Regions from separate parts of the Homo sapiens genome. Here region 2 is linked to region 1. A link is a loop called in an ENCODE intact Hi-C map of the cell type or tissue named here. Cell type or tissue: heart left ventricle. All regions are shown on one strand. Each heading gives the region's core, and the rest is flanking DNA. Links, peaks and the distances in the headings are about the cores only. Region 1 holds the start of LOC105374662 (a long non-coding RNA gene). Region 2 has its middle 86 kb from the start of RTN4.

Evidence for each region. A loop is a pair of places that touch in the nucleus more often than their neighbours do. Peaks named below come from ENCODE experiments on the same cell type or tissue, not always from the same donor. Only the 100,000 strongest peaks of a DNase experiment are listed, where the experiment ranks them.
Region 2: a loop joins it to region 1, with 2.0 times the contacts of the local background. A loop is called at or near these places in 2 of 110 quality-filtered maps.

What each region holds. Positions count from the first base shown.
Region 1 is chr2:55,074,098-55,090,175 of GRCh38, forward strand. It overlaps LOC105374662 (a long non-coding RNA gene), which reads left to right and starts at 6,108. Exons shown (of 3, transcript XR_002959387.2): 1 at 6,108-6,198; 2 at 8,081-8,210; 3 at 12,750-12,975. It also overlaps a transcript of RTN4 not described here. In heart left ventricle, for the core only: no CTCF peak of the experiment used is centred there; a DNase peak (open chromatin) is centred at 9,344.
Region 2 is chr2:55,128,407-55,144,484 of GRCh38, forward strand. It overlaps a transcript of RTN4 not described here. Among named protein-coding and RNA genes, the nearest start is that of RTN4, 86 kb to the left of the region's middle. RefSeq lists enhancers at 5,254-6,166, 5,468-5,657, 5,487-5,781 and a cis regulatory region at 12,022-12,605. In heart left ventricle, for the core only: no CTCF peak of the experiment used is centred there; no DNase peak of the experiment used is centred there; H3K4me3 peaks cover 1,192 bases; H3K27ac peaks cover 1,981 bases.

The DNA.
Region 1 (16,078 bases), core at 4,922-12,921:
TCAGACACCCATGTTTGAAGGTGATGTGCTTTAGTAACCCATTTGTTTTACAGGATTCTATGGAAGTTGGTAGTGACTCTGAAGCTAGGTCAGAGATGAATATCATAAAGTAAGAAAACACTGGCCATGCACAGTGGCTCACACCTGTAATCTCAGTGCTTTGGGAAACTGAGGTGGGAGGATCACTTGAGGCCAGGAGTTTGAGGCCAGCCTCAGCAACATAGCAAGACCCCTGTCTCTACAAAAAATGTTAAAATTAGCCAGGTGTGGGGGCACACTCCTGTAGTCCTAGCTACTTAGGAAACTGAGGCAGGAGGACTGCTTGAGCCCTGGAGGTTGAGGCTTCAATGAGCTGTGATCACACCATTGCACTCCAGCCTGGGCAACTGAGCAAGACCCTGTCTCCCTGCTGCCCTCACCAAAAAAAAAAAAAAAAAAAGAAAATATGGAGAAAGAGGGAATCCTCCCTAAATCATTCTATGAAGACAGTATCACCCTAATATCAAAATGAAGAAAGGATATAACAAAGAAAGAAAACTGCAGACCAATATCCCTGATGAACATAGATACAAAAATCCTCAACAAAATACTAGTTTACCAAATCAAATGACATATCAAGAAGATAATCCACCATGATCAAATGGGTTTCATAACAGGAATAAAGGGATGGTTTAACATCTGTAAGTCAATAAATGTGATACACCACATAAACAGACTTAAAAACAAAAATCACATGATTATCTCAAGAGATGCAGAAAAAGCATTTCACAAATCCAGCATCCCTTCATGATTAAAACCCTTAGCAAAACTGGCATATAAGAGACATACCTTAAGGTAGTAAAAGCCATCTATGACAAACCCACAGCTAACATTATACCAACTGGGGAAAAGTTGAAGGTATTGCCCCTGATAACTGGAACAAGACAAGGATGCCCTCTTTCACCACTTGTGTTCAACATAGTACTAGAAGTCCTAGCCAGAGCAATCAGAAAAGAGAAAGAAATAAAAGGCATCCAAATTGGTAATGAGGAAGTCAAACTGTCACTGTTTGCTGATGACATGGTCTTATACCTAGAAAACCCTGAAGACATCCAACAATCTCCTAGAACTGGTAAATGAATTCAGCAAAGTTTCAGGATACAAAATTAACATACACAAATCAGTAGCTCTGCTATACACCAACAGCGACCAAGCTGAGAATCAAATCAAGAACTCAACCCCTTTTACAATTGTTGCCAAAAACAAAACAAAACAAAACCTTAGGAATATGCTTAACCTAAGTGAAAGGAGGTGAAAGGCCATTACGAGGAAAATTACAAAACACTGCTGAAATAAATCATAGGTGACACAAACAAATGGAAACACATCCCATGCTTATGGATGAGTAGAATCAATATTGTGAAAATGACCATACTGCCAAAAGCAATCTACAAACTAAATGCAATACCTATCAAAATACCACCACCATTCTTCACAGAACTAGAAGAAACAATCCTAAAATTCATATGGAACCAAAAAAGAGCTCATATAGCCAAATCAAGATTAAGCAAAAAGAACAAATCTGGAGGCATTACATTACTTGACTTCAAACTATATTACAAGGCCATAGTCACCAAAACAGCATAGTACTGGTATAAAAATAGGCACATAGACCAATGGAACAGAATGGAGAACCCATAAATAAAGCCAAATATTTATAGTCAACTGATCTCTGACAAAGCAAACAAAAACATAAAATGAGGAAGACACCCTATTCAACAAATGATGCTGGGATAATTGGCAAGCCGCATGTAAAAGAATGAAACTGGATTCTCATATCTCACCCTATACAAAACTCAAGATGGATTACAGACTTAAATCTAAGACTTGAAACCACAAAAATTATAGAACAAACTTTGGAGAAACCCTTCTAGACACTGGTTTAGTCAAAGACTTCATGACCAAGAACCCAAAAGCAAATGCAACAAAAAGATAAATAGATGGGACTTAATTAAATTTAAAAAAGCTCCTGCACAGCAAAAGAAATAATCAGCAGAGTAAACAGACAACCCATGGAGTGGGAGGAAAACATTCATAATCTATACATCCGACAAATGACTAATACCCAGAATCTACAAGGAACACAAACAAATCAGCAAGAACAAAACAAACAATCCCATCAAAAAGTGGGCTAAGGACATGAATAGGCAATTCTCAAAAGAAGATATACAAATGGCCAACAAACATGAAAAAATGCTCAACATCACTACTTGATATGGTTTGGCTGTGTCCCCACCCAAATTTCTTTTGTTCTTTTTTTTTTTTTTTTTTTTTTTTTTTTGAGATGGACTCTCACTCTGTCGCCCAGGCTGGAGTGCAATGGCACAATCTTGGCTCACTGCAACCTCCGCTTCCCAGGTTCTAGTGATTTTCCTGCCTCAGCCTGCTGAGTAGCTGGAACTATAGGCATGCATAACCACGCTGAGCTAATTTTTGTATTTTTAGTACAGACGCGGTTTCACCATGTTGGCCAGGCTGATCTCAAACTCCTGACCTCAGATGATCTGCCTGCCTCCCAAAGTGCTGGGATTACAGGCGAGAGCCACTGTGCCTGGTCCCACCCAAATTTCATCTTGAATTGTAGTTCCCATAATCCCCGCGTGTCTTGGGAGGGACCCAGTGGGAGATAAGTGAATCATGGGGGTGGTTACCCCCATGCTGTTCTCATGATAGTGAGTTCTCACAAGATCTGATGGTTTTAAAAGGGGCTTTTCTCCCTTTGCTTGGTACTTCTCTCTCTTGCAACCTTGTGGAAAAGGACATGTTTGCCTCCCCTTCCACCATGATGGAAAGTTTCCTGAGTTCTTCCTAGCCATGCAGAACTGTGAGTCAACTAAACTTCCTTCCTTTATAAATTGCCCAGTCTCAGGCAGTTCTTTTTTTTTTTTTTTTGAGACGGAGTTTGTCGCTCTGTCGTCCAGGTTGCAGTGCAGTGGCGCGATCTCGGCTCACTTTAAGCTCTGCCTCCTGGGTTCATGCCGTTCTCCTGCCTCAGCCTCCCGAGTAGCTGGGACTACAGGCACCCACCATCATGCCCTGCTAATTTTTTTGTATTTTTAATAGAGACGGGGTTTCACCGTGTTAGCCAGGATGGTCTCGATCTCCTGACCTCGTGATCCTCCTGCCTCGGCCTCCCAAAGTGCTGGGATTACAGGCGTGAGCCACCACACCCCGCCTAGGGCAGTTCTCTATAGCAGCATGAGAACGGACTAATATACTACTTATCAGGAAAATGCAAATCAAAACCATCAGGAAAATGCAAATCAAAACCACAATGCAATACCACCTCACTCCTGCAAGAATGGCCATAATCAAAAAATCAAAAAATAATAGATGTTAGTGTGGATGTGGTGAAAAGGAAACACTTTTACATTGTTGGTGGGAATGAAAACTAGTACAACCACTATGGAAAACAGTGTGGAGATTCCTTAAAGAACTAAAAGTAGATCTACCATTTGATCCAGCAATCCCACTCCTGGGTATCTACCCAGAGGAAAAGAAGTCATTATATGAAAAAGATACCTGCACACACGTTTATAGCAGCACAATTCGCAAATGCAAAAAAATGGAACCAGCCCAAATGCCCATCAATCAACAAGTGGATAAAGAAAATGTTTTATACACACACACACACACACACACACACACACACACACAGACACACCATATAATACTACTCGGCCATAAAAAGGAATGAAATAATGGCATTTGCAGGAGCCTGGACAGAATTAGAGACTGTTATTCTAAGTGAAGTAACTCACTTCACTTAGAATGGAAAACCAGACATTGTACGTTCTCACTCACAAGTGGGAGCTAAGCTGTGAGGATGCAAAGGCATAAGAATGATACCATGGACGTTTGGGGACTTTGGGGACTCAGGGGATTCAGGGGAAAGGGTGGGAGGGGGATGAGGGATAAAAGACTACGCATTGAGTACAGTGTATAGTGCTCAGGTGATGGGTGCACCAAAATCTCACAAACCACCACTAAAGAGCTTGTTCATGTAACCAAACACAACCTTTTCCCAAAAAACCTATTGAAATAAAAAAAAAATTTAAAAGAAAGAAATAATGGTTTTTAACAGTTTTATCATATTATTTTTATTTTTTTAAATTTACTATTTTTTGAGGCTTGCTCTGCTGCCCAGGCTGGAATACAGTGGTGCAATCATGGCTCACTGCAGCCTCAACCTCCTGGGCTCAAGTGATCCTCCCACCTCAGCCTCTGGAATAGCTAGTTCTACAGACATGTGCCAACATGCCCAGCCTAGTTTTGCCATATTATTTTTAAATTGAATAGTATAGATTTAGAAATGATATTCCAGTTCTTCTTCTACATTATAGAGAAGAAAAAACAGTAACAAAAAGTAAATAACTTCCTATGGCTAAATACTTTTTTACCTCATAGGAGACTTTAGCCTGTCTTCCTTTCTTCCTTCCTTCAAAAATTATTGAAAACCTGCTAGTAATACTTGCAAGATACTATCCTGTGAGTTGTGAGCATATAAAATGACTCAAAAATTAACTCTACTTTCAAAAGATTTACTGACAAGTAGGGACAATGTTTGTAAACACAGAGTAAATGTGTTACGTGCTTTAAAAGCGGGGAGAAATTGCTTCTGATTGGGATCATGGAAAGACGGAGAATGTGAAATTTGAGGTTACTAAGAGAGAGGTAGATTTTGAATATGTGGGTGTTTGTGGAGGGAGTATTTAAAAGAAAGGATGATCACAGAAGTAGAAAAACTCAGGGCAAATACTGGGAAAAAAAGGTTCGATTCATCTGACCATCCTTGGGAATAAGGAGAGGAAATGGGAAATGGAAAATAGAGTAAGACAAACGGGAGCCAGTAGACCTCTTAAGAGGCCATGTATTAGGACAGTCCAGAAAAGGGGCCAGGAAGGCCTGCATTAAGCTGGTGTCTTGCAAGTGGCTGTAGTGAACATAGAGGAGGTTGTGGTCACAGAGGTTTGGTGGTGGAATCTAGGATTTGGCAACTGATTGATCTATAAGGCAAAGACAAGGGAAGGGCCAAAGAGGTTGCCAAAGCTTCAAATACCAGTCCCTGGGGAGATGATGGGGGAAACCAAACCAATCTCAGTCTTTATGGAAGCAAAAAGTTATAACAGTGCTAGTGAAAATTCATTGTGCCTGGGTGGTTAACTCACCGTGAAGGAACAAGTGTTATTTCTTCTACTTATTGGAAGGACAGACTGGGCTTTGTTAGGAAGGAGAGTTTTTTTTGTTTTGTTTTGTTTTAAAGTCTGACCACTGAATCTGTCAAGTAACTTAGAAGAGTAAAGGGCCTCAGGATAGAAACAGGGAGAGCAAGGAAAGCACACATGTCAGGTAAAGTGGCAGAAGACGATGAGCTTCAGCTTATGGTCAGCAAGAATACTGGTGCTGTTCCCAAATCTTCTGATCTTTCAATAAAAACTGAAAATCTTCACTTTTTAATGAAACCTCCATCTTTTAATGTTGTCAGTTCAGAGTGTTAAAAGGTACTATACTCATAGGACAAAATGTGTCTGCTGTCAGATCTGATCAGAGACCAGCAATTTTCTGACTCCAGGTATCAGATCATGGGGCAACAGTTCTGGACTCTCCTACATAGGGATGATGCCTAGGAATAAAGAGACCAACAGCCCTGTCTGAATACTGCTGAAATGCATAAACTCTGAAACTAGTACAGCATACTATAGTGGTTAAGAGCACAGACTCCCAAACCAGACTGCCTGGGTCCAAATCCTGGTTCCTTACTAGCCAGGCAGTCTAGTGCAAACTACTCTCTGTACCATAGTGTCCTTAATTTAAAAATGAATGTAATAATACTATGACCTATCTGGTGCAGATATGTAAACATTTGCTAGCATTATCTGTGATGAATCTCTTATTTTGGGGGGACAGGGGACAGGGTCCTCCCAGGCTAGAGTGTAGTGGCATGATCACAGTTAACTACAGCCTTGACCTCCCAGGCTCAAATGATCCTCCCACCTCAGCTTCCCTAGTAGCTGAGACTACAGGTACACACCACCATACCCGGCTAACTTTTTGTATTTTTTTTGTAGATGGGGTCTCGCCATGTCACCCACGCTGGTCTTGAACTCCTGGGCTCAAGCGATCCTCCTGCCCCAGCCTTCCAAAGTACTGGGATTACAGGTGTGAACCAATATGCCCAGCCATATTTTTGATGAATCTCAAGAGAAACGGAAGGGGCACTGCAAAATGACTGATTAGATTTCTAATTATCCGGGGTAGGTGGCAGTCTTGAGCAAAATTTAATTTGATATAAAAAAATGAAATATGACATTCCTTGTATTTGCATATCACAGAGCAAATTCATACCAGTTACCTTGATTCTGTTGTCATATTTCATCTTCATCATATTTCTCTCCATATCCTGTGTCAGACATAATTTTTATACCCTTCTTTAATGGCTTAGTATCTTATTCCTCAGTGTTACTCATATCCAGAATAGTCTTGTTATTTTCGATGACAACTCTCTATTGAAAGAAAAGGGTAGGAAAAATTAAGTATACTGAAACCGTCTTTCTAAGAAAAGTTTTTAAATCTTATTTTACAATATTCTCCCCTTCCTAACTGGGCATATGACCCTTCTGTCTTTTATAAATAGCCAGTAAAGTGTTTTTGCACATTTATACATACATAATACATATCCACAAACTGTCCCATAGACAGGATCTCTTTACTCAAGCTTAATTAAGTTGATTTGAAAGAACTAATTTTACACTATGTAAAGAATGCGCAATCTTTATCTTTTGAAAACCTTTTGGACTTAAAAAGGAAAAAAATTCTTTTGGAAGGAAATGACATTATACTTTTTAAAAAATATTCAGAGCTCTCAAAAGGTACACTGTATTCACTCTCTCTTTCTTTTTCCCTCTTTCCTTCCTTTCTTTCTTTCATTCTTTCATTCTTACATTCTTTCTTATTTTGAAACAGGAGCTCACTCTGTCACCCAGGCTGGAGCGCAGTGGCATGATCACAGCTCACTGCAGCCTCAACCTCCTGGGCCAAGTGATCCTCCTGCCTCAGCCTCTGAAGTAGCTGGGACCACAGGTGCTCGCCACCATGCCCTGCTAATTTGTTTTTTATTTTTTGTAGAGACAGGGTCTCACTATGTTGTCCAGCCTCGGCTCGAACTCCTGGGCTCAAGTGATCCTCCTTCGTCAGACTCCCTAAGTGCTGGGATTACAGGTATGAGCCACCACAACCAGCCTTCACTCTCTTTTAAGCTACTACACACCAGAAAATTAATTCAAAACTTACTCTGTCTAATTTAAATGGCATATATGCAGAACAGCATTATTCATACCTAAATATATATATGCCATTATGAATACTAAACATTTGTGATTATTGCACTACTTGCAAACTCAGAGAATTTATTTATTTCATCCCATTGATTAAAAAAAGAGATATCCAGCCAGGCATGGTGGCTCAGACCTGTAATCCCAGCATTTTGGAGGCCAAGGCAGGAAGATTGCTTGAGCCCAGGAGTTCAAGACCAGCCTGGGTAATATAATGAGACCTCATCTCTCAAAAATTTTTTTTAATTACCTGAGCATGATAGTGCATGCCTGTGATCCCAGCTACTCAGGAGGCTGAGGCTGGAGAATCACTCGAGCCTGGCAGGTGCAGGTTGCATTGAGTTAAGATCATACCACTGCACTCCAGCCTCGGCAACAGAGCCAGACCCTGTCTCAAAAAAAAAAAAAAAAAAATGAGTGAGAGAGAGATCTATCCCCTGCCTTTTTGCTAATCAAGATTGCTAATTCATTTTTATCAAATATGATGAAAAAGAGGCCTTACATACTTCTGCTTTTTTCCCTCATGCTGCCTTTAAATATAACAGCCATTTGATTCTTTCAGGTAGATGGGTACTTTACTTGGTAGAAGGCCTAAACTGAATTTCAACCCTTGACATAGTCAAGAAGCATAAATGTGCAATAATCTGTATAAAGACAGTATCTTTAATCTCTTTACAGAGATTATTTCTAACTGGCTATACCACTTCCAGGTATGGAACAGGCTGACAGAGCTGGATCCAAAGGGCTCAGAATGGAGCAACCAAGGTGTATTCACCTGATGCTTTGGTCTCCCTAAGCTCTTCCATAGAAACGATCATATATCACCTCGGCAATTGTTTTGTAAGTACTCAGAGATTATATCACAACAAAAATGCTATTGTAGATTCATATATCTCTCAAAAGCCAGAGACTTGAGAACAGCCAAATCAGGAGCAGCCACCACAAACCAAACTACCACACTCCCAACATGCTCCTGAAACAGGCCATCCCCAGCAAGCCCAGCCTTGGCGACTGGCCCAATTTCACCCACCCCTGGCCAGGTAGAGACCAATCTATAACACATTTCCAAAGCCTTATCTGTCTATAAGCCTTGGCTCAGTGATTCCACTTAAGAAAATAATCCTAAATTTCTGCAAAGCTCAAGAAAGCAAATATGTATTATGCTAAGTTCTATGCATCATAAACCATGGTAGGTGTTGGAAACAATAAAATTATTGCTTGCCCTTATGAACTTTATAAAGTGAACTGGAAATTTTATACTTCTCATTTACTGAATGCCTCCTATGTACCAGGTGCTCTACTAGGCATTTTATATGTGTTATCTCACTTAATCGTTACAGCCTATAAAATATAAGTAGTATCACCCATATCTCACATTAAAGCGGTTGAGTAATTTGTCCCAAGTCACACAGCTAAGAAGTAGCATTTCTCTGAGACCGCGCCACTGCACTCCAGCTTGGGCAACAGAACGAGACTCCGTCTCAAAAAAAAAAGAAGTAGCATTTCTGAGATTCAAACTCAGGTCTAAAGCTTTTCAAATTTCGTGTTTTACCCACCAAGCTGCATTATATATTTTAAATAACAGTAACAACATCAACAACCATCTAATGTAAACAATAGAGGAATGAGTACATAAGTTAATATCAATAGGTTGGATATGCAGCCATTAAAAGTGATATCTATGACAGTTTGTCACAACACAGAAAATTGCTTGCTTATAAATATAACAATAAAAACAGGATGTGGGGCTGGGTGTGGTGGCTCATGCCTGTAATCCCTGCACTTTGGAAGGCCAAGGTGGGAGGAACACTTGAGACCAGAAGTTTGAGACCAGCCTGGCCAACGTGGCAAAACCCCGTCTCTACTAAAAATACAAAAATTAGCCAGGCATGGTGGTATGCACCTGTGGTCCCAGGTACTTGGGCAGCTGAGGCACGAGGATTGCTTGAGCCTGGGAGGCAGAGGTTGCAGTGAGCCAAGATTGCGCCACTGCACTTCCGGCCTGGACAACAAAGCGAGACTCCGTCTCAAAGAAGAAAAAAAAACAACCAGGATGTGAATTCATATACTATGATTTAAACTATGATTAAAACACATACACACACACGTACTAGAATAAAAAGCACATTTAAAAAAATAGGTAAACCTCCTGCACTTTCACTTAAATAATACAAAATTAAGGGAAACTATAAGGGGAAAAATTGTGTTTTCACATACAATTCAGACAAAACAGTTGACCCAAGCCTATTTAAAATGGGGACTAGATCCTCTTTCCCCTAACAGTTACTTTAAAAATTTCCTCTCATCATCCTATCTTCTGTGTGAAATAAGAAGAAGCATATATTTGGTCTGACCCCAGTTCCTGGCACACAGCTCCTAAAACCCTTGTAATTTCCTGAGCATCTCAATTGCTAGGTGCATTCTTTGTTCTAATATTTGGTCTTTGACCCTGGTTCCTGAAACAGAGCTTAATTCCTTGGAGTTTCTTGGGTTAAAGGAGCACCTTTTGTTCTAATGAGGTGACTCTTCATGGGTTTCTGGAAGGGGGGTGGTCACCAGAAAGACCAACCCATGATTAAAAGTTTGGAACTTTCAGCCCTACTCTGCAACCTCCAGGAAGGAAAGAGGGACTGCATTTGAGTTAATTGTTGATCATGTCTACATGATTAAGCCTCCATAAAAATCCCCAAACTACGGGGTTCAGAGAGCTTCCGGGTTGCTGAAATCATGGAAGGTGGCATCCCCTAAGAGGCCATAAAAGCTCACAACCCCTTCCCCATACATTGCCTTGTGCATCTTTTTCATCTGGCTGTTCCTGAGTTGCATCCCCCCTGCCTTTTTTTTTTTTTTTTAAATAGAGGTGGGGTCTCACTATGTTGCCTAGGCTGGTCTTGATCTCCTGGGCTCATGTGATCCTCCAGCCTGAGTCTCTGAAATTGCTGGGATTACAGGTGTGAGCCACCATGCCTGGCCATGAATTGCATCCTGTTATAATAACAGGTAAACAAAAGTAAAGAGTTCTCTGAGTTCTGTGAGCCATTCTAGCAAATGATTGAACCCCTGGGGGGTCATGGGAACCTCTGATTTGTAACCAAGTCAGACAAAAGGTGTGGGTAATCTGGGAACCTACTATTTGCACTTGGCATCTGATGTTTGGGGCAGTCTCATGGGATTGAGCCCTTAACCTGTGGCGTCTGTGCTGACTAGAGTAAGTGTCAGAACTGAATTAAATTGTAGGATACCCAGTCAATGTCTGCCAAGAAGTGGAGAATTGCTTAATGTGGCCAAAACTCACACATTTTGGTGACCAGAAACATCTGTGTTGTTGCTGTTTTGAGACAGGGTCTTGCTCTGTCACTCAGGCTGGAGTGCAATGGCGCAATCACAGCTCACTGCAGCCTGAACCTCCTGGGCTCAAGTGATCCCCCCTGACACTCAGCCAACCAACTAGCTGGGACTTAAGGCACACATCACCATGTCCAGCTAATTTTTAAAGAAAATATTGTAGAGACTAGATCTTACTATGTTGCCCAGGCTGGTCTTTTACTCCTGGGTTCAAACGATCCTCCTGCCTTGACCTCCCAAGGTGCTAGGATTAAGGCATGAGCCACTGCACCTAGCTCTTTGTTGCTTTGAGAGTATAAACAGTAGGAGAAGACATTTTAGGTTTTTCCTATTGCACACTGTATTAATTAGGGTTCTCCAGAGAAATAGAACTGTGTGTGTGTGCGTAGACATAACAGGAGATATATACACACACATCCTATTGGTTCTGTTTCTCTGGAGAACCCAAACACAGTGTGTAATAGGTGTGTGTGGGGGTGTGTGTGTATATATACATATACACCCACACACACACACATAGAAGGAGAGAGAGGTAGATAAATCTGTTCCAAGGAACTGGCAATTGTGGGAGCTAGCAAGTCCAAAATCTGCAGGGCAGCCTGGAGACCTGGAGAGGAGTGGGTGTTGCAGTCTTCAGTTCGATGGCAGTCTAGAGGCAGAATTTCTTTCTCCTCAGAGGAGCTCAGTCTCTTAAGACCCTCAACTGATTGTGTGATGCCCACCCTCATAATAAAGGGGAATCTGTTTTACTCAAAGCTGACAATTTAGATGCTAATCTCATCTTAAAAGTACCTCACAGCAACATCTAGACATGTTTGCTCAAATAACTGGGCACCATAGCCTAACAAATTCAAACATAAAAATGAATCATATTATAATCCTTCCCCAATCTACATAGAAAAAAATGAATGAGTATTTCACATCCTGAAACACAGGCTCATTCCATCCTTTGATAAACATTATTGAAGGCCTGGCCCCTTTCTAACGTTAGGCCCATTATGAGACATAAATATAATCTCGCTGCACATTTGTTGGATCATAACAAATCAAATCTGTAGCCCCTTAATGTTTACAAAATATGTTCATAAATACATCTTGTGTAATCTTCACAAATCATTATTGCAGTCCTCATTTGACCAAAAATAAGGCAAGAGAGAATACTCTGACACATCAAAGATTGTAGCGTCAATAGGTGATAGAGCCAACAAGAGTCAGATCTTCTGACATTTCTTCATCAGATAGAGCCCTTTCTTCATCACATGGACACTGTGAACAGAAGTAACACAGGTCCTCAAGGATAGCAGCTATTTTATTATTTCCCAATTAATCTACATTGAAAAGACACAAAGATCAAGATGCCTAGCTTATTCCCCTGACTGGGAATATAAAGTTGTAAAACAACTTTAGGAATTGATCACTGTCTACAAGTAGTGTTTAGTTTTGTTTTTAACTTTTATTAAAGTATAGCATGCTAACTCAGATTATAAGTTTACACCTCAATAAATTTTCACAAAATGAATACCCCTGTGTAACTGTTACCAAGATCAAGAAATAGAATATGACCAGGGCTGGGTGCAGTGGCTCGCACCTGTAATCCCAGAACGTTGGGAGGCCAAGGCAGGAGGATTGTTTGTGCCCAGGAATTCAAGACCACCCTGGGCAACATAGCCTGATCTAATCTCTACAAAAAAAAAAAAACATTTAAAAATTAGCCAAGCATGGTGGTATGCGCCTGTAGTTCCAACTGCTAGGGAGGCTGAGGTGGGAGGATCACTCAAGCCCACGATTTCGAGGCTGCAGTGAGCTGTGATCACACTACTGCACTTCAGCCTGGGCAACAGAGGGAGACACTGTCTCTAACCAACATAATAATAATAATTAATAATAATAATAACATCAGTATCTCAGAAGCCCTTTTGGGGCCCCCTTTCAGCCATCATCTTTCCCGCAAAGGTAACCACCATCCAGATATCTTTCACTGTCAACCAATTTTGCCTTTGTTTTCAACTTTAATTTATTTTTTTTTTTTTGTAGACGATTTCTCACTGTGTTTCTCAGAATGGTCTCAGACTCCTGGCCTCAAGCGATCCTTCTGCCTGAGCCTCCCAAAGTGCCGGGATTACAGGCATGAACCACTGCACTCAGCCTGTTTTCAACCTTATATAAATGGAATCCTACTGTATGTGCTTTTTGATATCTGGGCTCCTTTGCTCTATATTATGTCTGTGAGATTAATAAACTTGTTTGTTCAGTTACGTTACTGCTGTGTAGCATTCTATTGTATAATGTACCACAATTTATTCATCTGGTCATCCAACAATTTGGGTGGTTATGTTTGGGGGTACTGTGAACTATGCTGCTGTGAATATGTACCCAAGTTGTGGACCATCTATGTATGTGTTTCTGTTCAGTATATACCTTGAAGTGTAATTGCTGGGTCATTCATCTGCATGCATTCATTTTTACTGGAAACTGCCAAACAGCTTCCTAAGTGGTTGTGCTAATTTGTACAACCACTAGCAGTTGATGAGATTTCCAGTTGTTCCACTCATTAGCTTTTATCATTGTTGTTTTTAATGTTATACTTTTACAACATATGGATATATTCATACAATGTATAACATTGGTTTGCATGTTTTCAAAACTTCATAGAAATGCTACTATATCATGCTGAAAATATTCTACCACTTGTTTCTGAGATTTATCTGTGTTGGTACATATAGTTCCAATTTATTCTCTTTCACTGCTACACACCATTCTAGTTTTTCAAGTCTGAATCTTGTTGATGGCCACTCAGCTTGTTTCCATTTTTTCATGATTATAAATGACACAAAGACTGTTCTTATTCATGTGTCTTTGTACCCATCTGTGAGACTATCTCAAGTGCAACTGCTGAGTCATAGTATATGTATATCTTCAGCTATACTAGATATTGGCAAAATTGCTTTCCAAAATTGTTGTACCAACTTGACACTGCTATAAGCAGCCTGTGAGGGTGTCCATTGCTCCAGATCCTCACCAGTGATTTGTATGGTTGGATGTTTTTTAATGTTTGTTGATTGAATGGGTGTGTAATATCCTAATAACTTTCTTAAATAAGTTTTCCAAAAACTTTATAAATACATACACTTATATTTGCAAAGAGGAAGAGAGGTTCATTCCCCTTCTCTATTCACATAGAGCTGTGGTTGTGGAACCTTAGTGTTCTTTATTTAAGCGGGGCCTGGGGATCTGCCTGACTGCATGCAGATGTCAGAAGACCCTGAGGAATGTTGCCTCAGTGCCTTGTATGCACAGCTAGCACAGTTATCTCAAGTACTTACGGGTTATGTTATCTTCTCCCCAGCTAGGACATGGGCTGCTGGATGGCAGAGACAAATTCTATGACAGTTTTGTATCCTTAGGGCCCAGCCCTCAGAGGAAACTCAGTGAGTATTCATGGACGTAGGGAAGGAAGGAAAAGTGGGAATGACAACTTATTTTCTGTTTGGTCTGCATCAGATCTTAGAGCATCTGGAGATACATAGTTTGTTTATTTAAAAATGCAAAGCACACACATATTCTTTTCTATTAACTGTTAGGGATTTAATAATATTCTTTCATATAAATAATTTTCAACTTGGCCTAATGAATGACATATCAAAGCCTTCCATTTTGTAGTATTTCCTCATGTTTTCTCTCAGGAGGATTACATACTGAATACTTTGGAACAGGGTGCTCCCTGGACAACATACAGATGTATTCATATGATATGTAACATTGGTTTGCATATTTTCAAAACTTCATAGAAATGCTATCATGCTGAAAATATTCTGCCACTTGGCACATACATTGGAGCTTTCCTCCAAAGGGTCTAGTAAGCAAAATACATTCAAAATGATGACGGGGAGTTAGTGAAAGGCAGAAAGAAAAGAATCTTCTGAAAGCAAAAAAGCAGAGATGGATCAAGGCAGAGGGAGGAACACAGAAAAGGAGAGAGGAGACTGAAAGGTGAAATTTATCCAACAGTGGGTTCATTAATTAGGAAGGGCTCCTCATTAGACAACATTATTTACAGGGCAGTTTATTGGTCTCCCATCCTCTGGCCAGACTGACAGCACAAGAATAGGGTTATTTATTTATTTATTTATTTATTTTGAGATGGAGTCTCGTTCTTGTTGCCCAGGCTGGAGTGCAGTGGCGCGATCTCAGCTCACTGCAACCTCCGCCTCCTGGGTTCAAGCAATTCTCCTGCCTCAGCCTCCCGAGTAGCTGGGACTACAGGCGCTCACAGTTAATTTTTGTATTTTTAATAGAGATGGGGTTTCACCATGTTGGCCAGGCTGGTCTTGAACTCCTGACCTAAGGAGTGCTGGGATTACAGGCATGAGCCACCGCGCCGGGCCAGAGTAGGGCTATCCTTAGGACTCTTTTAACTAAGGATATCACAGAAGAAGAGGGTTGAAAAGGGCTGAACCCTAGCATGTAATCTATAATTAACTTGAGCATCAGTATGAATGCTAAAAATCAGTACAAGTATAGCCAATGTGGTAGCAAGATTCCTCCCCTCCCAGGACAGCACTGTTAAAGCCTTCACTCTGGGCTAGAGCAGGGTCTCTGTTCTGGTTTGAGGCCACCCTCCTGAATGTGACTTGTCTACTTCTACAGTTCTTTCTAGGCACATCCCGTTTTGGTCAGCCCAGCCACTTTCCGGCATGATCTGCCAGGTAATTAACGGATTTATCAATTACGGAAAAATCTGTCTCCTTGTCTGGATGTACTTAAAATTCAGCGTTTAAGGGACAGAGACGTCCTGCTCCAACTAAGTGAATGTTGTCAACTGCATGTCTAGTGCTTTAGCTATTTCTGTTTCTAGTCGTCATTTCCCAAATCTGCGAAATGCAAACACTTGAGATACAAGCCCACCTCCAAAGCAAGGCCATTCTACAAATTGCCTTCTTCTGGCCACCACTCTTCAGCACAGCACTGTGGTCCTTGTGCCTGGGGAGGAGGTCTTATTCCTCTCCTTGTCACTGGCCTCTCCAGGCATGTGGTAAAAAGGTCCCCCTGGGACACCTGGGGCATGGAACATTTTCCCCATTACTGAGATCACTGACTGACAGCAGCAACTAGACTGACTCCCCTCCCCTGGTCCCCACCCCAAGCAGCTGTCTGAATGTTAGAATAGGCACGAGGAATTGTTAAAGTTGAGAAAGGCTTACTTTTCATGAAGAACACATGTTTTCTAAGGAGAGATTTATTTAATGAAAGTCTTTTTTTTCTCCTGAGTCTTTGGTAGATTTGAATTGTAAAATAGATCTGGGGCTGTTTTGAGTAGGATGGGGCTGTTTTGAGTGGAAGGATAGGGCTGGAGTGGAGACAGC
Region 2 (16,078 bases), core at 2,711-10,710, 52 kb after region 1:
TGGCTTCTGTGCATTGCTCTCTCCGATGAGGAAAACGTGGAGTTCTAGACCCCCAGAGCAAACTCACTCCACTTGCGCTTCTCTCCTAAGTCCCGAAGGCCTACCAGATTCTGTCCCCTGGGGACAGTCCCAACTCACTGCAACCTAAAAATGGTTTCCACATGTTTATAACCATGGGATAAGGAAGGCCTTCTTAAGAAAGGCACAAAAACAAGCCAGGAAGATAAAAGGATTAAAAACCCAGGCAACATAGCAACTCACAATTCAGAACAATGAAAGATATAGGCAAAGTTAAAAAGACAAGTGACATATTAAAATATCTGAAGCAGGTATTACAAGCAAAGAACTAATATTCAGTATACCAGCAATCCCTACAATTCAATAAGAAAAAAGAAAAAAAAAAAGGGGTGGGAGAGAGGGCTGGGCACGGTGGCTCACGCCTGTAATCCCAGCACTTTGGAAGGCCGAGATGGGTGGATCACCTGAGGTCAGGAGTTCGAGACCAGCCTGACCAACACGGTGAAACCCTGTCTCTAATAAAAATACAAAAAATTAGCCAGGCGTGATGGCAGGCGCCTGTAATCCCAGCTACTCGGGAGGCTGAGGCAGGAGAATCGCTTGAAGCCAGGAGGTAGAGGTTGCAGTGAGCCGAGATCGCGCCACTACACTCCAGCCTAGGTGTGACAGAGCAAGACTCCGTCTCAAAAAAAAAAAAGAAAAAAAAAAGAAAAGGGGGTGGGAGGCAAAGGATATAAAGAGGCAATTCACAATAGCAGAAATACAAATGGCCAACAGCAAAGGAAAATATGCCAAATCTCACTGTAAACATATAAATACACTTAAATACTAAATTATCATTGTTTTCTCATCAGATTAGCAACCATTAGTCTGGGCCAGTGACTCACACCTGTAATCCCAGCATTTTGGAAGGCCGAGGCAGGCAGATCACTTGAGCCCAGGAGTTCGTGACCAGCTTGGGAAACATAGAGAGACTGTGTCTCTCTACAAAAAAAAACTTTAAAAATTAGCTGGTAGTAATAACACATAGCTGTAGTCCCAGCTACTCAGGAGGTTGAGATAGGAGGATTGCCTGAGCCTAAGAGTTTCAACGTTACAGAGAGCTATGATTGCACCACAGCACACAGACTGGGTGAGTGACAAAGCAAGACTGTTTTTTTTTTGAGATGGAGTCTCGCTCAGGCTGGAGTGCAGTGGTGCTATCTCAGCTCACTGCAACCTCCACCTCCCGGGCTCAAGCAATTCTCCTGCCTCAGCCTCCCGAGTAGCTGGGACTACAGGCGCTTGCCACCACACCCAGCTAATTTTTTGTGTTTGTAGTAGAGACAGGGTTTCACCGTGTTAGCTAGGATGGTCTTGAGCTCCTGACCTCGTGATCCACCTGCCTCGGACTCCCAAAGTGTTGCAATTACAGGCGTGAGCCACCGTGCCCGGTCAACTCGTCTTTTAAAAAAAGAAAAAAGAGTAGGAATAATTAGAAAGACTAAAAATGCCCAGCACTGGAAGTTAGGAGGACAATTAGGTTGCATTAAATTTTAAAATGTGCATGCTCTTTGATCCTACATTCTACTTCTAATGTCTAACCTTGAGAAATACTTTGCACATGTGCCTGAAAAAGCATGTACAAAAATGCTAATTATAAAATTGTTTGTGAAGGCATAAAATTGAAAACAACCTGAATGTCCTCTAGTAAAGGCATGGCTTAATAAGTTATGGAACAGTCATATTAAGGAATATTATGCAGCAATTAGAAAGACTACGTTGTTCACTGAGTGCTGACATGGAAAAATTTCCAAGATGTATTAAGTGAAAAAAGTGAATTGTTTAACAATATGCACAATGTTTATGTTTATATTTAAACATGTACACTCCCCACTAAACCATACATTTCTATAGGACATACAAGTATTTGTAAATAGAAATACATCTGGAAAAATACATACTAAGATGGCCAAAAAAAAGTATGTGAGGTGATGGATATGTTAATTAGGTTGATTGTGTTAATCATTTCACAATGTATACATATATTAAAACATCACATTGGGCTGGGTGTGGTGGCTCACGCCTGTAATCCCAGCACTTTGGGGAGGGTGATGTGGGCAGACTGCTCGAGCCCAGGAGTTCGAGACCAGCCGGAACAACAAAAAATACAAAAATCTCTACGAAAAATACAAAAATTAGCCAGGCATGGTGGTGCATGCCTATATTTTCAGCTACTTGGGAGGCTGAGGCGGGAGGATCTCTTGAACCCAAGAGGTGGAGGTTGCAGTAAGTCAAGATCTCACCACATTTACAATAGATCTTGCCAAATTTTACAATAATTGAGGCTCTGAGAGGTAATTTGCCTGAGGTCACAGAGCTATCAAGTAACACAGAAGGGTTTCAGTTCATGTCTGACTGATTCAAGAGCTGCCATGAAGGGAGGTGGCTTGCAAAAACTCAAGAAGATGATCCAGACAAAGAAAGATTAGAGCAACAAAAAGAAGGTATTAGGAAGGTAATGAATACCACTCTCCTAATAGTAGGTTGGAACAGAGATGTCCAAGAGTCATGCAAAAGTCCTGGGCCCCCATCTGTCTTCAGTGTACAAAGGAAAAACAAGCACTTAATTCACTACGTATTGTATGATGATACTTTTAACAAGTTTTGTTTGTTTTGGGGGGTTTTTTTTGACATAAGTTCTCACTCTTTCACCCAGGCTAGAGTGCAGTGGTACAATCTCAGCTCACTACAACCTCCACCTCTTGGGCTCAAGTGATCCTCCTTTTAACAAGTTTTGTTTGTTTTTTGGGTTTTTTTTTTGACATAAGGTCTCACCCTTTCACCCAGGCTGGAGTGCAGTGGTGCAATCTCAGCTCACTACAACCTCCACTTCTTGGGCTCAAGTGATCCTCCTGTCTCAGCCTCCTGAGTAGCTGGGACTACAGGCATGCACCACCATACCCAGCTAATTTTTGTATTTTTAGTAGAGATGGGGTTTTGCCATGTTGCCCAGGCTGGTCCTAACTCCTGGAATCAAGTGATCCTTCCTCCTGGGCCTCCCAAAGTTCTAGGATTACAGACGTGAGCTACTGCACCCAGCCTAAAGTATTTTTTAATACTTTTTAAAGCCCCAAACATTCTTTTACCGGTTTGAACAAACCAGTGGTAAAAGATATCAGAAAAACTGAAAACATTGGCAGGGCACGGTGGCTCACACATGTAATCCCAGCACTTTGGGAAGCCGAGGTGGGTGTATCACCTGAAGTCAGGAGTTCGAGACCAGTCTGACCAACAAGGTGAAACCCTGTCTCTACTAAAAATACAAAAATTAGCCGGGCGTGGTGGTGTGCACCTGTAATCCCAGCTACTTGGGAAGCTGAGGCAGGAGAATTGCTTGAACCCAGGAGGCGGAGGTTGCAGTGAGCCAAGATGGCACCATTGCACTCCAGCCTGGGCAACAGAGCGAGACTCCATTTCAAAAAAATAATAAAATCTGAAAACATTATTACATATTTCTTTTTTTATTACATGATATTTTAACAATTACTGTTAACTGTGTTGGTTGTGCTAATGGTATACCATGTTTTATCAGAAGTCCTTATGTGTTAAATATCTGCTCAAGTATTTATGGGGGGAATGATGTGACACCAGAAATTTGCTTTAAAAACATTAGAACTGGCAACAAAACAAAGTAGAAGCTGGAGGAAATCGGTGAAACAAGAATGGCAGTACGTTAATTGCTGAAGCTGGGTGATGGGAATATGGGGATTCATTACACTATGCTCTCCACTTTTATGTGTGTTTGAAACTTTTCGGCCAGGCGCAGTGGCTCATGCTTGCAATCCCAGCACTTTGGGAGGCTGAGGCGGGCGAATCACCTGAGGTCAGGAGTTTGAGACCAGCCTGGCCAACAGGGCGAAACCCCGTCTCTACTAAAAATACAAAAATTAGCCGGGTGTGATGGCACACATCTGTAATCCCAGGTACTCTGGAGTCTGAGGCAGGAGAATTGCTTGAACTTAAGAGGCAGAGGTTGCAGTGAGCCAAGATGGTGCCACTGCACTCCAGCCTGGGCAACAGAGTGAGACTCTGTCTCAAAAAAAAAAAAACCTTTTAAATTAAAAGGCAAGAGTGATGGTTCATGCCTATAATCCTAGCACTTTGGGAGGCCAAGGGAGGCAGGCTGCTTGAGCCCAGGAGTTTGAGACCAGCCTGGGCAACATGGTATACCCCTGTCTCTACAAAAAATACAAAAATTAGCCGGGCATGATGGTGCATGTGCCTGCAATTCTAGCTACTTGAGAGGCTGACGAGGGAGAATCACCTGAGCATGGGAGGTGGAGGCTACAGTGAACCGAGGTCTTGCCACTGCACTCCAGCCTGGGCCACAGAGTGAGACCGTCTCTCAAAAAAAAAAAAAAAATTGAAAATTAAAAATAAATATACCGATCATTTTAGGAATTAGTTCTCACTCTCCAGTTTTGTTGTTGTTTTTTTTAATTATTATTATTTTTAAAAAACATGGCCGGGTGTGGTGGCTCACACCTGTAAATCCTGTACTTTGGGAGGCCGAGGCAGGTGGATCACTTGAAGCCAGGAGTTCAAGATCATCCTGACCAACATGATGAAACCGTGTCTCTACTAAAATACAAAAATTAGCCAGGTGTGCTGGTGGGTGCCTGTAATCCCAGCTACCTGGGAGGCTGAAGCAGGAGAATCACTTGAACCCAGGAAGCAGAGGTTCCAGTGAGCTGAGATCACGCCACAGCACTACAACCTGGGCAGCAGACTGAGACTCTGTCTCAAAAAACTAAAACTAAAAATAAAAAAATTTGTGGGTACATAGTAAGTATATTTATATATGGGGTTCATAAGATGTGTTGATACAGGCATGCAATGTGAAATAAGCACATCATGGAGAATGCGGTGTTGTCTTTTGCTTGTTTACTTTTTATTTTTCAGTTTATTTGTTCCCTCTCCCTGCCTTTTTTTTACTTGCAAAAGCAATAAATACTTGTAAAAATTGTCAGAAAGGTATAAATCTACTTCCCAATAATACGGGAGGACTGTGTCATGTGTATTTCTTGTAACCTCCTCCTTATGCAGGATACTGCCCACACCGGTATGTGTTCAGTTCAATTCCGTTAGAACTACTGTTCCTCACAAGGCTGTAAGGTACCCTTGAGGTGTCTAGTCCAATTCCTCCATTCTATGGAGGGAGAAACTGAGGCCCTGAGAAGAAGGGAAACTTAGTTAGGGACCCTGAGCTGGTTAAGTGACAGAACCATAAATAGCTCTCACCGTCCTTAACATAGCCCCTGCCAGATAACCCCTAAGGAGACCCAGCAGCCACACGGCTGATAAAGCCACTGCTTGTCAAGATGTCACAGGGTGAACCCCAAAATTGGGGTTCAGCCCAGGAAGTCATGTGGGTTCTTGGCTCCAAACAGGAAGAGCGAGCCAAGAGAGCAAAGTGAAAGCAAGTTTATTAAGTAAAGGAATGAAAGGGTGGAGAGTCCACAGGCAAAGCAACCCCAAAGGCTGCTGGTTGGCTATTTTGATGGTGATTTCTTAATCACATGCTAAACAAAGAGTGGATTTTCATGAGCTTTCTGGGAAAGGGGTGGGGAATTTCCACAACTGAGGGTTCCTCTCCCTTTCAGACCATATATGGTAACTTCCAGACGGTTGCCATGGCTTTTGTAAACTGTCATGTCGCTAGTGGGCATTTCCTTTAGTATGCTAATTTATTATAATTAGTGTATAACGAGCAGAGAGGACAACCAGAGATTGCTTTTGTGGTCACGTGGGTTTTGATTGATTTTCACTTGCCTCTTTACCGCATCCTGTTTTATCTGTGGGGTCTTTATGATTTGTATCTTGTGAACTCCTATCTCACTACCATCAGCATTCCCCTCTTCCCCCCACTCCTCCTGACCTCTTGACAGAAGCTGAGGAAATGGGAAAGCAGATCCTAGACTTGGAGAAGGTCTGTGTGGGGTCCAAGGCCACTCAGTAATAAGACTCCCCCAGGTCCAAAGTCCAGAGACAGCCCCCAGACTCACTCCATCTCTCAGAGGCTGATGCCCACCCAGCAGGCATTCACCTTAGCTCAGAGCAGCACCAATTTCCTGCATGCAGTCAATAAAGTGCAGTTTGCTTCCTGACATAAACAGCTGTTCTCAGAAAGCAAATATGCAAAGAGAATATTATTCTTCAAGTTTAAATGAGGAAGAAGAAAGGGTGGGTGAAGCGGGAGGTGGGAGCTTACACAGAGTTCTAGGTTTATAATCTAATTCTCCAGAGCCAGCCTCTGACCTGCAGCCCCCTGAGTGCCCAAGCTTTTTGGGCCCACCGAAAAGGGCTCTTGAGGCAACTCAAAACCGCTTCAGAAGTAAATGCGAGGAGTTACTTACTCAGGGTTTGCCCAGTCCTGAGGAGGAAACAATTCTGATCGGGGCTTCACTAGAGGGTCTAGATCTCTGCTGTCCAACATAGTAGCCACTTGTCACATGTGTCTGTTGAGCACTTGAAATGTGAGTCGGAAGTGAGCTGGGCTGTAAGTGTAAAATGCACATAGCACCAGGCATGGTGGCTCACACCTACAATTCCATTTGGGGAGGCCAAGGGGGAAGGATCACTTGAGGCCTAGAGTTCAAGATCAACCTGGGCAACATAGTGAGACTCCATTTCTATTAAAAAAATGTTTTTAATGCACATAAGATTTCAAAGATGGCACAAAAATAATAGTTTTAAAATCTCACTAGTAATTTTTATATTGATTATATGTTTGTTTTTTTGGTTTTTTTTTTTTTTTTTGAGATGGAGTCTTGCTCTGTCACCCAGGCTGGAGTGCAGTGGCTCAATCTTGACTCACGGCAACCTCCGCCTCCCAGGCTCAAGCAATTCTCAGGCCTCAGCCTCCTGAGTAGCTCGATTACACGTGCACACCACCATTCCTGGCCAATTTCTGTATTTTTAGTAGAGATGGGATTTCACCATGTTGGCCAGGCTGGTCTCAAACTCCTGGTCTCAAGTGATCTGCCCACCTCAGCCTCCCAAAGTGCTGGGATTACAGGCGTGAGCCACCATGCCCAGCCTCAATTATACGTTTAAAAGATAACATTTTCAATATATGGTGTTAAAACATTTAAATCATTCTGCTTCTTTTTTTACACTTTACTGAAGTATAATTGGCACACAATAAACTGCACAACTTGGTAAGTTTTGACATGTGTATATACAATACCATGAAGCCATCATCACAATTAAGATAATGAACATCTCCGTCAACCCCAAAAAGTTTTCTCATGCCCTGCTGTAGTCCTTCCTGCCAATCCCCCATCCCTAATTACTGATCTGCATATGGAGTTTGCATTTGCTAGAATTTTATGTGAATAAAATTATACAGTAATATATATTTTTTACTGCTTTAACTTAGTTTAATTATTGTGAGGTTCATTCATGTTGTTGCATGTATCAGTAGTTCATTCCTTCTTATTGCTGAGTAGTATTCTATTATATATCATAGTTTGTTTATCCACTTGTTAGAGCAGTTAGCTAGGCAGATATGAGCAAGGCAGGAGAGGGCCCCCACCTCCAGGCATGTTAGGTGACCAGCAGGTGGTTGTTAAACTGTCTCTCTAAAATAATAATTGGTCACAGCCAGTGCCAGAGCTTAAAGGCAGTCTCCCAATAGATAGAAAACACCTAAAGCTGGTGATCAGCCGCTTCCTGATAAGATCTCAGAAGTTGGGTGAGTGGGCTCAAGCATGTACACTAAGAAGCAACAGGGCAAAGTTTCACTGGTCTATAACCTTCCTCCAGGAACACTCAACTGATAAGGGAAGAATACCTCAAGTGAGCATGTGCAAAACTTCAATAAACACCTGTGCACACGGCCCCTTCCAGGTGCTGGCAGGCAACTGTGCATACAGACAGCCCACCCCAAGGGAAGAATCAGGGGAGCAGAGACACAAATCCCAGAACCATGCCAATTATAAAACCCCAAGTCAAAGGCTAAACAGCATACTTGGACTCAAGTCGCCCGCTTGGCCCTCTTCCAAGTGTACTTTACTTCCTTTTGTTCCTGCGCTAAAACTTTTTAATAAACTTTCACTCTTGCTCTGAAGAGTCTCTCACCACACCTTATGTCCCTCAGATGAATTCTTTCGCCTGAGGCGGCAAGAATCAAGCTGCCACAGACCCATATGGATTCACTGCTGCTGATACATTCACCTCTTGCTGGGCATTGGTTTGTTTCCAGTTTGGGTCTACTGCAAATAAAGTAGCTATGAACATTTGATTACCTGTTTCTTTTAACGTTGTTTAAAAATGAGGTTACTAGAAAATTTTAAATCTGACTCGCATTATTTCTATTGGACAGTGCACATCTAGATTCTCTTCCAGGCTGTCCACTTCCCTGAGTCAGGCAGACTGCCTACTTAATTGAATTCAGCAAATCAATACCCTGGGCCAGGTACAGAGTGGGGAGCTGTTGTTACAAAGGTGAACGGCCTGGGGAGACCCATTTCTGTCCCCCAGACTGGCCTTTTACCAGGTACAGTCTCAAGGAACTGGCAGTCCTGCGGAGGAGAGAGACGCATAAACCATCACCTAGAATTTAACAGGAGAAGCCAGGGAGAGATGCATAAAGACAGGGCTCTGGCCAGGCAGAGGAGGAAGCACGCACTTCCGTCTGGGGAGCTGAGGAAGGTTTCCCAGGAGATGATCTTTGAACTACATCTTAGAGGATGAGAATTCACCAAGCAGAGTAGAGGGAGTGTTTCTAAATGCAGAAAAAGGAACTGAAATGCCCCAGGGCAAGGCAGCTTCCAGGAACTGGAGACTAAGAGCAAAGAGGAGGGCATGAGAAGAGGAGGGCATGAAATGGGGGTGGCTGGAAAGGAGGCCAGAGAGGGGGCCAGCCATGCCGTGCTGAGGGTGACCTCTATGCAGTGACGCTACGGAGTCAGGAAAGAGCCAGACCAGAACCACACTTTAGGAGAACATAGGAGTAACGAATACCTGGACCACGTCAGTGGGAATAGACAGCAGGGACTAAATTCCGGAGCGTTCGGAAGCAGACTGTGCAGGAAATGGTGACTGACTAGATGGGAGTCATGTGGAAGGGCTGGATTCTGAAATCACGGCGGCTGCTGCTCCTGGGTAGATGCGTGCCTCTCTTGCCTGGACTCTGACTACAGCCTCCCCACAGGTGCCCCCTCAACCTGTCCAGACCAACCACCCCACTGCTGGCACAGAGAGAGTTAAACTCCCTGAGTGTCTTCTACCAGCTCAGTCTCCCCCATGGCGCTCTCTCCACCTCCGACCTCTCAGCTGTAGCCTGAAATCTCATTTCCCTTCACATGGGCACAAAGCTCTGGGCAAGCGGAACCTGCCGCAGGCCTGTGCAGCGTGGTCCTGCCAGCCCAGAGCACTCCAGCGGCTCTCCCCATTCCCCCTACTGACCCCCCTGCCGCTCCGCAACCGCCCCTCCCCCTCCCCACACCGCAATAGTGCATGTCCCTCCATCCTCATGTCCTCTCAGCCTATGTGCTTGGTTACACAGCTTGACCTAGACTGAAAAGCCTCCTCCCCTTCCAGGCATGGTTTGGAGGCTCCTTCTCCAGAAGCTCTCCCTGAGGCCTCTAGACCCATGAGCTCCTCTGCACCTTGGGGCACACTGTACACTGCCTTTTATAACCTCCTTCATGCCCACCAAACCATGACTCCTTGAGGGCAGCATCTAAGTCTTTTCATTTCTGGAACCGGACTGCCGGAGATAGAGATTTGAAAGTAATCTGAAGTTGGCAGGAATTGCCTTACGAAAGCTGAGATAAGGATGAGGGAGGGGCCCCAAGGACAAAGCCCCCTGCATGCACCAGGATTTCTGACCCAATACAGTGGTGAGAAGAGGTCTTTCCAGATCTTTCCAGATATAATCATTGCTCTCTATTCTGAAAGTCGTAGGGAAGGCTTACTTTGTCGAAGAGGAAAACAGCTATATGGAGACAAGAAAAAAACAGCAGGAGTTCTGGGCCTTTGATGCTGTGACCCCCTCCCTTCCCTTCCATCCTTGCTCTCTGAGACCTTGGCTCTACAAGCCTTTTAACCAGAGAGAGGAGTCTCAGATGAGCCAGCAACGTGAGGAGAGAAACCTCCTTCTACGGTTCTGCAGAGTCTTTCTTTCTCTCCATGGATGTATAAACAATTCAACAGCACATGATAAAAGTGAAGGGAGGGGAGAGCCACATTAATTTCCTTGAGGCAAATGATAAGCTGGCAGAATTGGCTCCATGGAAGGAGATAAAAGCTCCAAACACGGCTGAATGACTCTTGGGATTCGAGCCTGGTACGGATGCAAATTAAAATAAAAACTATATAAACAGCAGCACAATCGCACCATTCAGGACTCCTTCATTAGCAGCCAGCTCTCCAGTGCCACTACCCGCAAAGACAACTTCCCTTTCTTCTTCCTTCTAACTAATTTCCAAGCTGGTCAACAAAAGGATGCTAAGGACAAAAGCAGTTATAATTGATGAGGCTTTGGGGAGAGGGTTGTTGGGGAGATTCATTTTATGTGTGCAAATCAAAAAGCAAATGTGATGTGTCAGACCAGCTGAGGACAGGCCTCCTGCTGAGGTACCAAGTTCCTCCTCTCAAAGCTCAGGGCCGCTCGGGCTAATAACCCAACGGTCACATCCACTAATTCAGGCCTCCTGGTGCCCAATAGAGCCAACTTCCCAAAATGCTGCCTTGTATAGGGGGACCCCGTTTGATAGCCAGGCCCACGATGCAATGACACACTGCCATAAAGTACAATAAAGAGTACCCGCCTCTACTCTTCATGGCAGAGGACAAAGTTCATCCATTGTATTATCATGAAGCATCATTACGTTGGGCAGTCATTTGGTTAAGGAGACACGGTTTCCCCAAGTTCACCTCTTGTTGAATGTTCAGACTCCAGGAAGGACACTCTGCTCACAAACTACAGGTTTCTCTCATTTTCTTGCCATTTGGTCAGCATTCCCAGTCACCCCCAGCTGCCTCTCCAGGCACCTCTTCAAATCACAGAGCGTTCCCCCATGTCTTTCATCCACATGACCTGCTCTCTAGCCACGAAGATTTCTTGGCTGTTTCAGGCTCCTCCCCCAGCTTGAAATTCTCCCCTATTTTCCCACTATCCATCCCCTAAGCCTCATAAGCCTCAGTTCTCTCCCTTTAAAATGGGGTAATAATCCCTGCTCTACTCCTCTCATGGGCTATTGGGAGACTCAAATGAAATGAGAGACACAAAAGCAACCATACATGGCATAAATATGTTGACAGAAATGTCTTAACTGAGGCAATAGCACTGCACCATTTAGTGACTGCCAAAAATCTCTATTGTAAAATGAGAGAATTTTTTTTGCAATGAACAGAACAAATTAAGATCCTTACATGCCAACTACCAACATGAACTTTCAGCATTTAAACATTTTGAAAACCAAAACAGCCAAAGCGAGCCATGCCCCACCTTGGCCCTTCAAGGCCTGCCCCAGGGGATCTCACCTGCGCATGCCTGCTAGTCGCCCTCCACCTCACCCAGGTTACAGCTTTCAGCTGTGCTGCTCTGACATCAGGTGAAAGGGCTGGTGCCTGGGAGAGGAAAAGACCAAAGAGAATAGTGAGGGTGCGAGGATTTCTTTTCTCTGATTGTGAATGTTGCATTGCTTTGCCCCATAGAGAAAATTCTATCATTTAAGAAAAGGACAGCTGGGCACGGTGACTCATGCCTGTCATCCCAGCACTTTGGAAGGCCAAGGCGGGCAGATCATGAGGTCAGGAGATCGAGACCATCCTGGCTAAGATGGTGAAACCCCGTCTCTACTAAAAATACAAAAATTAGCTGGGCGTGGTGGCGCATGTCTGTAGTCCCAGCTACTTGGGAGGCTGAGACAGGAGAATCGCTTGAACCCAGGAGGCAGGGGTTGCAGTGAGCCAAGATCACACCACTGCAGTCCAGCCTGGGCAGTAGAGTGAGACTGTCTCAAAAAAAAAAAAAAAGAAAGAAAGAAAGAAAAGAAAAGGATTGTGTTTGCAGTCTAACTGGTGGCGGCTGCTGTGGACAGGGACACTGTTCTTTTCCTGCTTATGTGCTAAGCAAAAAGAAGTGGGGAGAGGAAAGTCCTGTGACCCTGCTCAAATGATTGCCCTTTCCACCCACTCCCCACCCAGCTGAGTGGTCCCTAAGCTGCATGGCTGTTCTCTCATTTTCTCAGGTGATAAGAATAAGAGAGGTGTTATCTGCCATGAACAGCCACTGGCTTTAGGGGCTGATGGTTAACAACACATGACCTAGCACTCTTCCTCAACACCTGCAAGTCCTGGTTGCATCAGCTTACACAATGCTGTTGAAAAGACAACGTGGGTAGATAACAACTCAGGTCTTAAAGGTCTTTTCCAAATTATACTCACTTAGTTTCCTGGCGTTGCCATAACAAATTAACAAACTGGGTGGCGGATCTTAAAGATCTTTTCCAAATTATACTCTCCTAGTTTCGTGGCGTTGCCATAACAAATTAACAAACTGGGTGGCGGAAAACAACAGAAACTTATTCTCTCATTTGGTGGAGGCCAGAAGTCCAAAGTGAAGGTGTTGTCAGGGCTGGCTCCTTCTGTAGGCTCTGAGGGAGAACATGTTCCATGCCTCTCTCTTAGCTTCTGGTGGCTGCTGGCCATCTTTGCTGTACCTTGGCTTGTGGTGCTCATCAATTCCTGACTCCATCTTCACATAACCTTTTCCTCTGGGTCTGTGTGTCCTCTCCTCTTCTTCAGGTGTCCTTGGATCTACGGTGCCCGGCTAAATCCTGGATGATTTGACCTCAAGATCCTTACATTACATTTGCAAAGAACTTTTTATCCAAAGGAAGTTACCTCCATAGGTTCCAGGGGTTAGGACTTAGACATACTTTTGTGGGGGGATGTGTTCAACCCACTACATCACTCAAGCAAAGGGGAAGGGAGAAGACCAGGAAACCACACTGAACCCCTACTGAAACCTGTTGAGAATTCATGGGACAAGGTGGGGACTGGAGTTATTCAGCCAAATTATGGTATGAAGGGCAATAGGGGTGCTGAAGGGGCCTTCAACATTGCTATAGTAGGGAAAAGGGGGCATTAGCTTGGGATCCGAAACCCACGGAGGACACCAGGTGGCTGGAATGACAAAATCACGTTGTATGAGCCCCGTCATCAATATGTCTGTTCCTGCTCACCTCCCCTTCCTCTCACTTACCCCTACTGAGTGAGCTATGGATAACCCAGAGCACTTTACCCTCCTGGGGGTGTGAACAAGACAGCAGCCTGGCTGAGCCCCAGGAAACTCTCCCAGTGGCCTTTTCTGTCCAGGACTTTGCTGTCCCGCTTTGTGAAGGTCAGCTAACTCTGTCCACTCTGAGACTGCTCAAGTGAGTGCACTTCCACAACTGGTGTATTAATACAGGATTTGGCACTTCACTTTCTTCTGCTGCTGTTAATGTTTACATTGTAGAAGGAAGAGGAAAAACCCTCAGTTAACAAAAGATCAGAAAAAGGTACACCAGGCTGGGCAGGGTGACTCACAACTGTAAACCCAGCACTCTGGGAGGTCGCAGAGGATTGTTTGAGACCAGGAGTTCAAGACCAGCCTGGCCAACATAGTGAGAATCCGTCTCTACCAAAGAAAAAAAATTTAGCGTGTCATGGTGGTGCACACCTGAAGTTCAAACTACTCTGGAGTTGAGGTGGGAGGATCACTTGAGCCCAGGAAGTCGAGGCTGAGGTAAGCCAAGATCATGCCACTGCACTGTAGCTTGAGTGACAGAGTGAGATCCTGTCTTGAAAACAAAAACAAAAAAGATTCTTAAAAGAAGAAGGCACACCAGGCACAAAAAGTTATACTCTCTGAGAAAGAGATTTAAAAAAGTATTGAATGAATAACTATTTCCAAGTTTCAAAGGAAGTGTTCCTGAAGTTCTTAATGTTATCTCCCTCCAATAAATCGTTGCCAATTGTGTAAATAAACAGAACAGCTTTTTATTTCCAGCTTATAGTTATAGTTACCAAGAAAACTTCTGAGGCCAGAGGTGGCAGGCCTTTGGTCAAAGCCAACACTATAACATATGTTTTGTTTTTCAGGTTTAGAGTCCATTAACAGTTGAAAATCAAACTTTTCCCTCACAGTGCTAGAAAGAAGAAGTCTGGTGAATGTAATCTGAGAAAGTTCTCTGGATGACTTGAGGGACTGAACTTTTACATTCATCATTTAGCAGGTATTTATTGCTGAGTGTGTATCTTGAGTCGATCCCTCTGCTAGATGCTATGTATACAGCCATGCACAGCAATTCAAACATGGCCCTACCTTCAGGGCGCTTTCTTGAGGGGTAGAGGGAAAGAAGGAAGGGAGACATTAAACTGATGATCACACAAATAATTATAGTTGATCTAAATGCTACAAACCAATGATATGGGGTATCATGGAGGCATATAACTGCACACCTAACAGATGATCAAATGGAAACACAGGACGTAGGTACTTTGCTCCCAATAATAAAGTCTTCAGGGGGCCTCCCCCAAAGGATTTGCACACATTCTCTCTCCCATCTCTCTCAAAAATGGTGGATAGAGCTCCCTGCCTCTCCAGAAGCCAAAACTACTTGAAGCAAATCTTCAGACAGGATTTGGGGCTATGTGCCCAGGTGACCCCTGAAGGGATCCTAGAACCCCCTGGGGTGAGAGAAAGATGCTCTTGGAAAAAGGAATGCAGCAGAAGCAAGTCCCCAGGGCTGAGATTAGAAAATAAGGTTCTAACCACCTCACACCTATTAGGATGGCTACCATGAAAAAAATAAAAGATAACAAGTGTTGGTGGGATGTGGAGAAATTGGAACCCTTGTACTCTGGTCTTAAGACTGTAAAATGGTAGAGCCCTGATGGAAAACAGTATGGAGGGTTCCTTAAAAAATTAAAAATAGAACTACCAGATGATTCAGCAGTCCTATTTCTAGGTATTTATCCAGAAGAACTGAAATCAAGATGTGGTGGAGATATTTGCACTCCCATGTTCATTGCAGCATTATCATTATATTATTATAGTCAAGATATGGAAACAACCTAAATGCCCATCAACAGATGAGTCAATAAATGTGGTAAGAGACCAGGTACGGCGGCTCATACCTGTAATCCCAGCACTTTGGGAGGTTGAGGTGGGTGGATCACCTGAGGCCAGGAGTTCAAGACCAGCCTGTGACTAACATGGTGAAACCCCGTGTCTACTAAAAATATAAAAATTAGCTGGGTGTGGTGGCATGCACCTGTAATCCCAGCTACTCAGGAGGCTGAGGCAAAAGAATCGCTTGAACATGGGAGGCAGAGGTTACAGTGAGCCAAGATAGTACCACTACACTCCAGCCTGGGCGACAGAACAAGACTCTGTCTAAAAAAAAAAAAAAAATGTGGTATGAATATAAATGGAATATTATTCAGCCTTGAAAAAGAAGAAAATCCTGCCACACATGACAACATGGATGAACTTTGAGGATATTATGCTAAGTGAAACAAACTAGTCACAGAAAGACAAATACCTCATGATTCCACTTACATGATGTATTTAAAATAGTCAAACTCATATAGAGAATAGAATGGTGGCTGCCAGGGGCTGTAAGGGGCTCAGGGAATGGTAGCTGTTATTCAGGGGGATAAAGCTTCAGTTACACAAGATGAACAAGTTCCAGAGATCTGTTGTACCACATCGTGACTATAGTTAACAATACTGTATTGTGCACTTAATAATTTGTTACGGTAGATTTTATGTTAAGTGTTTGTATCAGGCTGTTCTTGCATTGTTGTAAATAAATACCTGAGACTGGGTAATTTATAAAGAAAAGAGGTTTAAATGGCTCACAGTTCTGCAGGCTTTACAGGAAGCATGGTGCTGACATCTGCTCAGCTTCCAGGGAGGCCTTAGGGAGCATTTACTCATGGTGGAAGGTGAAGCAGGAGAAGCCATGTCACCTGGCAAGAAGAGGAGCAAGAGAGAGCGAGTCAGGAGGAGGCA